Linked DNA regions of Homo sapiens: region 1 is linked to region 2. Evidence: chromatin contacts called from ENCODE Hi-C data. All regions are on one chromosome and are shown on one strand. Each heading gives the region's core, a stretch centred on a gene start or an enhancer-like site at or near the end of the contact. The rest is flanking DNA. Distances are from core to core; before and after follow the strand shown.

Region 1 (5,536 bases), core at 2,826-5,325, 280 kb after region 2:
TATTTGCAGATTTGTTATATAGGTAAATTCATGTCACCGGGGTTTGGTGCACACATTAGAACTCTTGATATTAAAGTCATAGGTAATCTGTGGACAGTTATGGAGAACCAAGAGACCTGGATTTAAAAGTAGAAGGGTTTTCAGATGCTACATGGATAAACATAAACAAGTTAAAAACAGTTTACAATAGTCAGAAAGCATTTATTTGTACCTATTAATTATTAGTTTTTAAATTTTGCTAGATAGCCATGTTAACTCACTGCTTAGGGATTAAAATTAGTACTAATTTATGCTATAGTAGTTACAAAGAGTTAGATATGTTTTGAAAATTTTGCACTACTTGGGATCAATATCAATCCCAGGCATAAATACCCAGGAATGGAGCCAAAGGAAGGAGAGACAGGGCTTAGCTATGTTCTTTATTCTTGTACCTCACATCTACTCTATCTGCCTGGGTCAAAAGCTCCCACCAGGGCCACTGGTTCCAGATAGATCCAACTTCCTCACAGCAACATATTATGAGAATGATGAGCAAATTCAGAAGCCAGGTATATTTTCCTGGCTTGATGCCTTAGACTTCCTTCCTGGGGAAATGACCCATTAACCATGTCACTAGATCAGACCTGCAAACCTCCAACCTCCAATATACCTCTTTGGAAGCCCAAATTTAACCCAGGTGCTCCATGGCTTAATCTCTGTGTCCTCTCACACACCACTCATCGCAGTTCTTTTTTTGAAGTAAAGGTTCCATAAGTGTTTGGGGTCAGTATAATGTATTGAGAATTTAGTTTGCATGTGTTCCTTTGTACTTTTTTCCTTGCCCTTGTTAGCAGGGATCTAGGGTCTTATCATTTCTGTGCCACAGAAGCTTTTGCAAGGCAGAAAGCAAAAGCTATGGAAGATAAAAGGCTGTCCTTTGCAAAAGTCTAAGGTAATTAAAGAATACTAAAGGCCTGTATTGATTTCCAAGGGCTGCTCTAAGAAATTGCCCATAAACCTGGTGGCTTAAAACAACACAAATTTATTATTTCATAGCTCTGGAGTGCAGAAGTCCAAAATTAAGGTATCAGCAGGATTGATTTGTTCTGGAGCCTCTGAGAAAGCATCTGTTTCATGCCTCTCTCCCAGCTCCTGGTGGCTGTTGGCAACTTTAGGCATTCCTTGGCTCTGTCTTCACGTGGCTTTCCACACTGGGTCTCTGTGCTTTCTTTGATAAGGACACTTGTCATTGGATTTGGGATCCACCCTAATCCAAGACGATCTCATATTGAGATCCTTACCTTAGTTCCATCTGAAAAAAAATATTATTCCAAATAAAGTCACATTTTGAGGGTCCAAGTGGACATACTTTCAGGGGAATACCATTGAACCACTATAGAGCCTAAGTGGTCGATGAGTGAGAAGAAGGAGAGATTTTTCTCTTGACTAAATTATTTTGGAGCTATGGGGAGGGAGAGAGTAAAACCACATTACCATTTTGTAGCCATATCCCAAGGAGGAGATGAAATTTGGAGGGGAAGGCAGCATGGTACACCTACACATAAGCAGGCTGAGCCCAAGGCCCTGCCTCCTCAGCCCCCAGCCTGACAGTGAATCTGTCACTCAGTGAAGAGCCATCAGACTTCAAGGGATTGCTGTGGGTTTGGCCATAAGAGATGAGAGGCAACCTGGATGTCCAGGCAATTGGAGACTCTTGCTCACTATCTTCTGAGCAAGATAAGCCTCCCCAGATTCCTGTGCAGCCTAGGAAGGGAGGGGCCCCAACAGCAACTGGACTGAATCTCTCACCAGACACTTGAACTGGCAGCTCAGAGTTGGACTTCTAAGTTTGAAGAAAATAAAGCTAAATTTTCCAGACTGAGATTCACTGTTGCTCTGTTAAACAAAATCCCCAAATACAAGCTCCATGGACTGATTGTAGTTGGCCTGGTTTTCCCAGGTTTCAGCCATGTGGCTCCTCCTCCTGCTACTATCCTTGTTAGTCCTGAGGTCCCCTGGTTAGCTCTGGGGAAGAGAACAGAGCAGATGCTGGGACACACTGGTGGGTTGTGGTGGTATCAGATCTATGGACAGAGGCCACCAGCCAAGACCACCTCCAGGGACTGAGCCTCCAAAAGAACACTGGGATACCTTCCTTTCTAGTTGTAATCCACCCACCACTTTTCATCTGGAATCATTTCTATAGGTAGGAAAAATAAAAGATGGGCCTTGTTGGTGAAATGCAAGGGGAGCCAAGCTCAGGTATCATGCAAGGCTATGCAATAGGAAAAGTGCAGAGCTGGGTGATCATTTCCACTATGTGGATGCAGTACAGTTGATGTGTACTTTGGGCTAGTTTGGTTTTTTAAATAGAACATTTCCCCTGCTAATAAGCTAGAGAGCTCAGTTCCTCTTTTTGTAAGTGGGTGTGGATGACGTAGTTCTATTGACACTTTGCTATGTTTTTTTCCAACTGTAGCTCTTTTATCTTCTCACACCTTTCAGCTACAGATTTATTCCTCATATTCACTCCTCTCTCTCCTACCTCCCTATTTCTATAGGTGTTTATGTCCTTTCAGTGAGCCCAGCACAACAGCTGCTGCCACTTATTGAGTGCTGACTGTGTGCCAGATGTGTTCAACACCATACATGTGCATATTTCTCTTAATCTTCCTTGCAACTTTAAGTGTATTATGTGTATTATCTCCAGTTTACAAATGAGGAAATAAGCCCAGAGAGGTTCAGTAACTTGCTCAAGATTGCACAGCTCATAAGAGGTGGAACTGGAATTTGAGGTTATATCTGTCTGATATAAGGCCAAGCTTGCAGCACTGCTTCTTGGCACTGTGCTGTTCTGTGAGATAAGAGGCAATTCTTGCAATTCTCACTTTAGTGTCTGTAATGTTGGTGGAGGGTGAATGAGTATTGCATCTCAGCTGCTGCTCGCAGGTAGTGGCAGGACCAAACCACCCAGGGCTCTGGGTGTTTGCTGTTGGCAGAAGCTTCTCCTGGTCTGCCTGATGCTCCAAGTAGGCAGGCCATTAGGGAGCCCCCCAAGGTGATGGCTGTTATTTTCAGCTGAGGGATCCGAGCAGAACCCCCAAAGAAAGAGTTATTTCAAACTGGGCCTTTGTTCCTTCCTCTTCCAGTGATTGCAATTCTGGGCCCCAGCTGGAGGTCTAGATTGCAAGATCAGGAAGGAGCTGGGCCAATTTTCTGGTTGCTTCTTTGCACTAAGCTCTTGTGTTTTCACAGCAGCCACAGGCCCTACATCCTTCCTGGAGACCCCAGGGTGGAACACAAGCAAATTCATCTCTTTTCACTTCCCCACCCCCTTGCATGGTGACTCTTGATTTGCTATGCTCAGAGCCTGTCATTGCTGGGTAGGGGCTTGCATATGGCCCCCATTTGAAATGAATGGTTTTTGAGGGGCTCCTGGAAATGTGTTGCAGGTGAGCTCCTGGACACTTGGCTTGCCTGCTGCTTCAGCTCTGTTTGCTTTGACTAATTGTGTTTTCTCTGCCAATTTGTCTGAGTAAAGTTTTTCTATCCCACTTTGTCCGACGTCTACATGGTACATCTGGTACCCATTTGGCTGAGATGGGGGCAGGAGCAGGGTGGTTAATTGAATGCTTGGCACAGGGCTGCAAGAAGAAAACTGAGAAGAAAGGCAAGAACTGGGAGAAGAGCTTAGAGAATGCTCTAATGCTTGGAGCCTTTGCAAAGTCCTGAAACTCTACAATCTCTTTTCCTCCACTTGGTTTCTGTTTAGAAACAGAGCCTTAAAAAGGGCAAGAGAAGGACTTTGATGAGATTCTGAAACTAGATTGCAACTACTGTTTTAGTATAAACCCCGCAGTGCCCCATCTTTCTCCCACAGGGCCCATGGCTTCTCGGTAGGTGGCTAGGGTATCACTAAGCCCTGTTTGTGGAAGGGGAGAAAGAAAGAGCTGGGAAAGATCACCTGTCTATGTCTATTTTTGTACGCATCTAATTTGGAGCCTCTCGTTCTGCAGTGGGAATTTTGGCTCCAGATCTTGGTCTGGTTCCCAGGATACTGAGTAGAAGTAAAAGTGAAGCAGCACCACTTGGAATCCCTGCTTCTGGCAAGGGTCCAGGGCCAGCCCAGGCACTGCATGGGCTCTCTCTGCCTGTCTACCTGTCGTTCTGTCTCTTTCTCTGCTTCTGATTTTGAAAGACCAAAAAGAGCATGGATCCTAGAGTCACAAAGTGTAGGTTTCAGATCTCAGCTCCTGCTAGATGTGTCATCTGGCAAGTGCCTATTCACTTTGGAGCCTCAGTTTCCCCTTATAAAATGTGACAATTCACACATTGTTCCAAGGAGTAAATGACATGATTCAAAACGCAAGTCAGCTCTGCACCTCTCTAAGGACTCTCTACTCAACCCTGAAAGGAAAGTAGTGTCATCACTGTCAGCATCCCTGTTTTATGGAGGAGGAAACTGAGGCACAAAGATGTTAAGTGACCTGTCCATGGTCTCACAACCAGTAAGTGGCAGAAGTGGCCAGAGTCCAGGCAGGGAGTCTGGCCCAGAGCCGGCGCAGGGAAGCCTGCTCTGCTGCCTTTGTAAAGCTTGGGTGCTCCCAGCGCTGGGCCTGGACAGAGGAGGCACCCACTCAACAGCAGCCCTGACTCTTACCACCCCAGGGATGCCGAAGCTGCAGCCTATTCCAGCCGCCGTCTGGAAGAACAATGGCCCTGGGGGCCAGCAAGCCTTAGAGAACAAGAGCGACTCAAGGAGAGAAGGCCGCGGCAGGCGCTGAGGCTCTCACAAAAGTAAGGGCAGCAGGGGCAACCCAAGGAGGTGGGGAAGGGCACGCGGGAAACGAGGTCGGCGCCCAGGCCTGCCTAGGCCGGCCTCCCTCCCTCCGCAGGTCCTGGGGCTCCTCCGGGTGGCGCTCTTGAAATCCATCGTCACCTTCCAAGCGGCCCTCGCGCGACTGCAGCCAGCCCCGGCGGCTCCTTGCCTGCCTGCGTGCCCTTGCGGCGGCTGCTGTCTACCCTAAACAGCTCCAGATTTAGGGCTCCTCCATCTGATTGCTCTTCCCCAGCCGCCTGGTGCTTTCAAGTGGGCCCGACACGCTCCCGGGACTTGGCCACGGTCCCTGCATCTCCTGATGAGAGCCCGCGCTTCTAATTCGGGTCCGCCCCGCACTCTTCCCGCGCCCTGCCCGCGCTGTCATTACGGCGCTGTCGCTGCTCCCACAGAAAGCAGGCGGCCGCAGCTCTCGCTGGCCCGGGGCCAGACCCAGGCCCGCTACGCCGCCTCGCGGACTGGATCCACCCCTTGCAGACAGGCACCCTGCTTGGGTGTTGTTCCTGAAGGTGCATAGGGAGGCTCCTGGGAAGACAGGGAGACTTTAAGAAGGAGAAAGGTGCGTTTACAGGATGGATTTGAAAGAATCACACTTTACTGGTCTGCCCAAGACACCTCACACCCAAAAGAAGCAAAGAGGTGTTCTGGAGGAAGGACAGAGGGAGAGGCTGCAGGTGCCCTGTGGCTGGCCATGTCATGATCTGACTCCTTGGCAGTGTC
Region 2 (5,769 bases), core at 2,819-5,318:
GGGACAAAGCTTCCAGAGGAAGGGGCAGGCAGCAATCTTTGCTGTTATGCAGCCTCTGCTGGTGATACCCAGGCAAACAGCATCTGGAGTGGACCTACAGAAAACTCCAGCAGACCTGCAGAAGAGGGGCCTGACTGTTAGAAGGAAAACTAACAAACAAAAAACAATAGCATCAACATCAACAAAAAGGACACCCACATAAAAATCCCATCAGAAGGTCACCAACATCAAAGACCAAAGGTAGATAAATCCACGAAGATAAGAAAAAACCAGCGCAAAAAGGCTGAAAGTTCCAAAAACCAGAATGCGTCTTCTCATCCGAAGGATCACAACTCCTCACCAGCAAGGGAACAAAACTGGATGGAGAATGAGTTTGATGAATTGACAGAAGTAGGCTTCAGAAGGTGGGTAATAACAAACTCCTCTGAGCTAAAGGAGCATGTTCTACCCAATGCAAGGAAGCTAAGAACCTTGATAAAAGGTTACAGGAACTGCCAACTAGAATAACCAGTTTATAGAAGAACATAAATGACCTGATGGAGCTGAAAAACACAGCATGAGAACTTTGTGAAGCATACACAAGTATCAATAGCTGAATCAATCAAGCAGGAGAAAGGATATCAGAGATTGGAGATCAACTTAATGAAATAAAGCATGAAGACAAGATTAGAGAAAAAAGAATGAAAAGGAACGAAAAAAGCCTCCAAGAAATGTAGGACTATGTGAAAAGACCAAACGTATGCTTGATTGGTGTACCTGAAAGTGATGGGGAGAATGTAACCAAGCTGGAAAACACTCTTCAGGATATTATCCAGGAGAACTTCCCCAACCTAGCAAGGCAGGCCAACATTCAAATTCAGGAAATACAGAGAACACCTCAAAGATACTCCTCGAGAAGAACAACCCCAAGACACATAATCGTCAGATTCACCAACGTGGAAATGAAGGAAAAAATGTTAAGGGCAGCCAGAGAGAAAGGTCAGGTTACCCACAAAGGGAAGCCCATCAGACTAACAGCGGATCTCTCTGCAGAAACCCTACAAACCAGAAGAGAGTGGGGGCCAATATTCAACATTCTTAAAGAAACGAATTTTCAACCCAGAATTTCTTATCTAGCCACACTAAGCTTCATAAGCGAAGGAGAAATAAAATCCTTTACAGACAAACAAATGCTGAGGGATTTTGTCACCACCAGCCTGCCTTACAAGAGCTCCTGAAGGAAGCACTAAATATGGAAAGGAAAAATCAGTACCAGCCATTGCAAAAACAGACCAAAATGTAAAGACCATTGACACTATGAAGAAACTACATCAACTAATGGGCAAAATAGCCAGCTAGTATCATATGACAGGATCAAATTCACACATAATATTAACCTTAAACGTAAATGGGCTAAATGCGCCAATTAAAATACACAGACTGGCAAATTGGATAAAGAATCAAGACCCATTGGTGTGCTGTATTCAGGAGACCCATCTTGTGTGCAAAGAAACACATAGGCTCAAAATAAAGGGATGGAGAAATATTTACCAAGCAAATGGGAAGCAAAAAGAAGCCGGGGTTGCAATCCTAGTTTCTAGCAAAACAGACTTTAAACCAACAAAGATCAAAAAAGACAAAGAAGGGCATTACATAATGGTAAAGGGATCAATGCAACAAGAAGAGCTAACTATCCTAAATATATATGCACCCAATATAGGAGCACCCAGATTCTAAAGCAAGTTCTTAGAGACCTACGAAGAGACTTAAGACTCCCACACAATAATAGCAGACAACTAAAAGGACTTTTCATGGACATAGATGTCTATATTCCAGAGAATGCAGAAATATCTTGGGTGAGGTTCTCATTTGAGGTGTGAAACTATTCACAGCATCACGCCTTTATAGAAACATGGTAATAAGAAGTAATCAGCCCATCATTGAAAATGAAGAGCATTAGAGTGAGTCGCCTCTGTGTCCACTGGAGACTTGCTTTTGTGAACACCTAAGAGGTCTGGGTTTTGTTTTCTAAGGAGGGTAGAATGTTTCTTTTACATACGTACCACATTATTTAAATCTCATTAAGATCCAAGGGAGCAGACATTATTCTCATCCCCATTACAGATTGGGAATGAGAAACTTGTTGAGGTTAAGTACTTTGTCCAAGGTTACATGGATTTGGGATTTGAGCCATCTTGATGCTCTTTTGCTCAAAATTCTGGCTATATATTTTTAAGGCAATCAGAGGGTGAACTTCATTAGGGATTTGAAACAGTTTTAGTTGGTTAGTGGTTCTACTTCAGGTAAGGAATCAAGACAAAAGGGAAATGATTCAAAGAATGAGGGAACTGGGACCCTTTTAAGTTGCAGATGAGGTCATCTGTGTTTGGATCAGAGACCTATAATTTATGTAGATTCACATACATCTTTTTCAGATATGCATACATTGGGGACTGTAGAGTGTTGTGGAACTAAATGTATTTGTATGTGTTCAACACACTGTATAATTGACTCAATTATCCATGTGGAGATTATTCAGATTTAATGTGCAATCTGGTTTCTCCTTTCAGTTAGGTTGTTCTTGGGCTGCTCCAGGAACTCCAACTAATTTAAATAATAATTTAAGTAAAACATAATTAGGAAGGAAAATTAAATTCAATTTTTTGGCAGCTCTTGAATATTCTACTGCTGAAACGTAACTAATCCATCCACTATCTTTTAATTCACCAATGCCTTTTTAGTACCACAGGATTTTACTGCTTTCTATAGATTATTGCAGTAGTTTCCAGGTAGCTCTCCTGCTTACCTCTTTCCATTTCAATCATCATTCTGCTGACAGCAACCTTCAAAAATCCAACTCCCACTGCAAAATTTCTTTGGTTCAAAACATTTAATGGATAGAAAAAACATTTAATGCTTACCCATTTCTCACCAGATTAAGTGCACATGCCACAACCAGTCATTAAAGGCTTTTTCTAGTCTAAATTCCTGTTCTTCAAACGTCAAACCGCCCTTCTACTCTACTGACCTGAAACACACAGCCTCACCCTCCACATCTCTGCAGACCCACCGCATTTGCCACCTGCCCTAGGGAGCTTTTCCTGATCTTACCTCGGATGCCTTTCACTGCTCCCACATCTGAATTCCTTTAACTCACTCCATGTTTTTCTCAAAGGCAGACCAAGGTATTTATGCAAACATGGTGTCTCCCTAGTCTTGGGTGAGGTCTTTGACATCACTCACTGCAGCGATTCATCTCCCCTACTCTGCACTGTCAGACTCTAAAGAAGGGTGCAACAAATACTTGTCCATTTAGACTGCCGGCAAACCCTGAGGGCAGGAATTTTGGCCTTTTGTATCTCCAGTGCCTAGAACAGTGCTTGGTACACAGTAGGCACTCATTCATTGAACGTTGCTGAAGGAATTGAACGTACATACTACAAGCCCTGCAGATGCAGATACAGGAGGGGTTGACGGCACAGTGCTTAGGGTGGAACTGGAGGCACCACCTCTCCTGAGGGGTGATGCGCCGCTTCCTGGGCAGGCTCGGGGGAGCTCGCTCAAATGCCTGCCTCTCTGTAGCCCAAACGCTGGAAAAAAAAATACTCACAAATCACCTATCCAAGTATGTACACACAGGCTCACTTAAACCCGCCCTATTAAAAAAATATACACACGCACACACCATTTATCCAAGTATGTATACACGGGCTTGCTTAAACCTGCCCTATTAAAAATAATAATGTATATATTTATGCACGAACATACACACATATATCTATACAGGTCTGTACATAGACTTGCTTAAACCTGCCCTATTAAATACAGACACACACCCCTATCCAGGTATGTACATACATATATAATATATAAATATAAAGACATATATATGCACAGACTTAACTCCAACACGATTGGAGTGTCGGGAGGGCAACTGGGCTGCCCTCTCCGCCCTCCAGGACTGCGGGACAAGTCTCCCGGCGCCCGGGTCGCAGGAGACCCGGAGCCCTAAAACGGCCCCTGCGCGGCTTGGGCCTTCCGGCTTTCCGTCCGCCGCGGCCGCCATTGGCTGGGTTCGGCGCAGCTAACAGACGGCGGCAGTGCGAGAAAGCCGAAGATGGCGGTCCCCGCGGCGCTGATCCTACGGGAGAGCCCCAGGTAGCTGATCCGTTAAGCTCTTGCGGTAGCCGCGCCCAGGAAGGCCCAGATCGGGCTCGCACAAGGCTGTCCTTGCTGCCTGCCGCCTGGGCGCCGCGGCGGGCCCGGTTGAGTGGGGTGGGGTGGGGTGGGCTGCCGAGGTTGCGACGCTGCGTCTGCGGAGTGCGTGGGGCCGTGTAGCGCCTCTACAGTCACGGTGGTCCACCTGTGGGGCTCACAGTGCGCCTGGCAGCTGAGGTCTGTACGGAAGCGTGTGGTCTGCAAGCGTGGGGTCTGCGTCACTGTTCGCGGAGTTTGGTATCAGAAGTTCCCGGGTGCTGCCTTCAGTGCTGCCGAATCACGTGGAACGGTATTCCGTTTCCGATTTCAGTTCCGGTTCAGACACTCTGGTGGGAAAGGCTCACGCTGCTGCTGGAGGGTCTTTAATAGCCAACATGTGTTAATACCCCTTTTAAATCAGTATCGAATAGGGGACCGAATTTTTGGTTGGTAGAAGAATCTAGCCTGGCTTTGGTAGCATTTGCTTTTATTTGCATTTTAAACAGATTTTTAGTTAATTTCTACTTATGGTAGATAAAGTTGGTTGTCCATGGTAGTGATATAAAGCTCCCCTTTAACATTATTTAAGTAAAAAAAGACTCAATTTGTGAAAAAATAAGCAATAGTGCAGGTAGCGTGTGGATACAGAAAAAGTACTGAAGTATATAGGCAAAATAGTGTTCGGAAGTAATTTCTTTGTGCTTGGATTGGGTAGAAATCTTTCAGAAGAAAAGAGTTATTTTAAAGTTTTTCCTTCTTTCTGGATTCCTTTTGTTACCAGTGGAGGGTGTCCAGGTTCTTGGCGTCTTGAACAAAGAACTGGAGAAGACGCACAAAGAAAGCGAGGAAAGAATGAAGAAGACATTTATTGAAAATGAAACTACCCTCCACAGTGTGGGAGCTGCTTGAGCATAGGGGCTGAAGGGCCCCTACAGAATTTTTGGGAATTTAAATACCCTCTAGAGGATTCCATTGGTTACTTGGTGTACTCCCTATGTAAATGAAGAGGATGAAGTAAAGTTACAAAGTCATTTTCTCCGCCTATGCCATATGGAGAGGACATTTCTTGTCATAGCTGAAGTGGGAATCAGCTTTATGTTCCCAGCCTCCTGACCCTATTTTCCTGCCTCACTTTGGTTCTGATCGCCAGTTTCTTTCCTCATACCAGTGTCTTGGGGAACACCGCTACATCAGTAAACTGTATCCAATATGGTGCAGTATAGAATTGTTCTCATCACATCATTTAAAGTTGATTATTACAGGAAAGGTGCTGTGGCTCATGCCTGTAATTCCAGCACTTTGGGAGGCTGAGGCGGGCTAATCTCTCTCTCTTTTTTTTCCCTGAGAGGGCGTTTCCCTCTTGTTGCGCAGGCTGGAGTGCAATGGCGCCATCTCGGCTCACTGCAGCCTCCGCCTCCTGTGTTCAAGCGATTCTCCTCCCTGAGCCTCCTGAGTAGCTGGGATTACAGGCACCCGCCACCACGCCCAGCTAATTTTTTGTATTTTTAGTAAAGATGGGGTTTCACCATGTTGGCTAGGCTGGTCTGGAACTCCTGGCTTCGGGTGATCTGTCCTCCCTGGCCTTGCAAAGTG

Evidence for each region. A loop is a pair of places that touch in the nucleus more often than their neighbours do. Pooled maps may share reads with other maps.
Region 1: a loop to region 2 is called in a pooled map, with 3 times the contacts of the local background. The contact joins the enhancer-like site here to the promoter of COMMD10 in region 2. A Hi-C loop is called at or near these places in 4 of 37 single-sample maps with no recorded cell type and 6 of 50 pooled maps.

What each region holds. Positions count from the first base shown.
Region 1 is chr5:116,356,621-116,362,156 of GRCh38, forward strand. No RefSeq gene overlaps it. Among named protein-coding and RNA genes, the nearest start is that of SEMA6A-AS1, 88 kb to the right of the region's middle. RefSeq lists enhancers at 2,844-2,993, 4,088-4,884. Within about 2 kb of position 4,076, at least 8 of the 41 ENCODE cell types and tissues checked have a DNase peak (open chromatin) inside an H3K27ac peak, as active enhancers do.
Region 2 is chr5:116,080,957-116,086,725 of GRCh38, forward strand. COMMD10 (COMM domain containing 10) reads left to right here and starts at 4,069. Exons shown (of 7, transcript NM_016144.4): 1 at 4,069-4,137. The coding sequence starts at 4,097. RefSeq lists enhancers at 3,863-4,022, 4,316-4,610.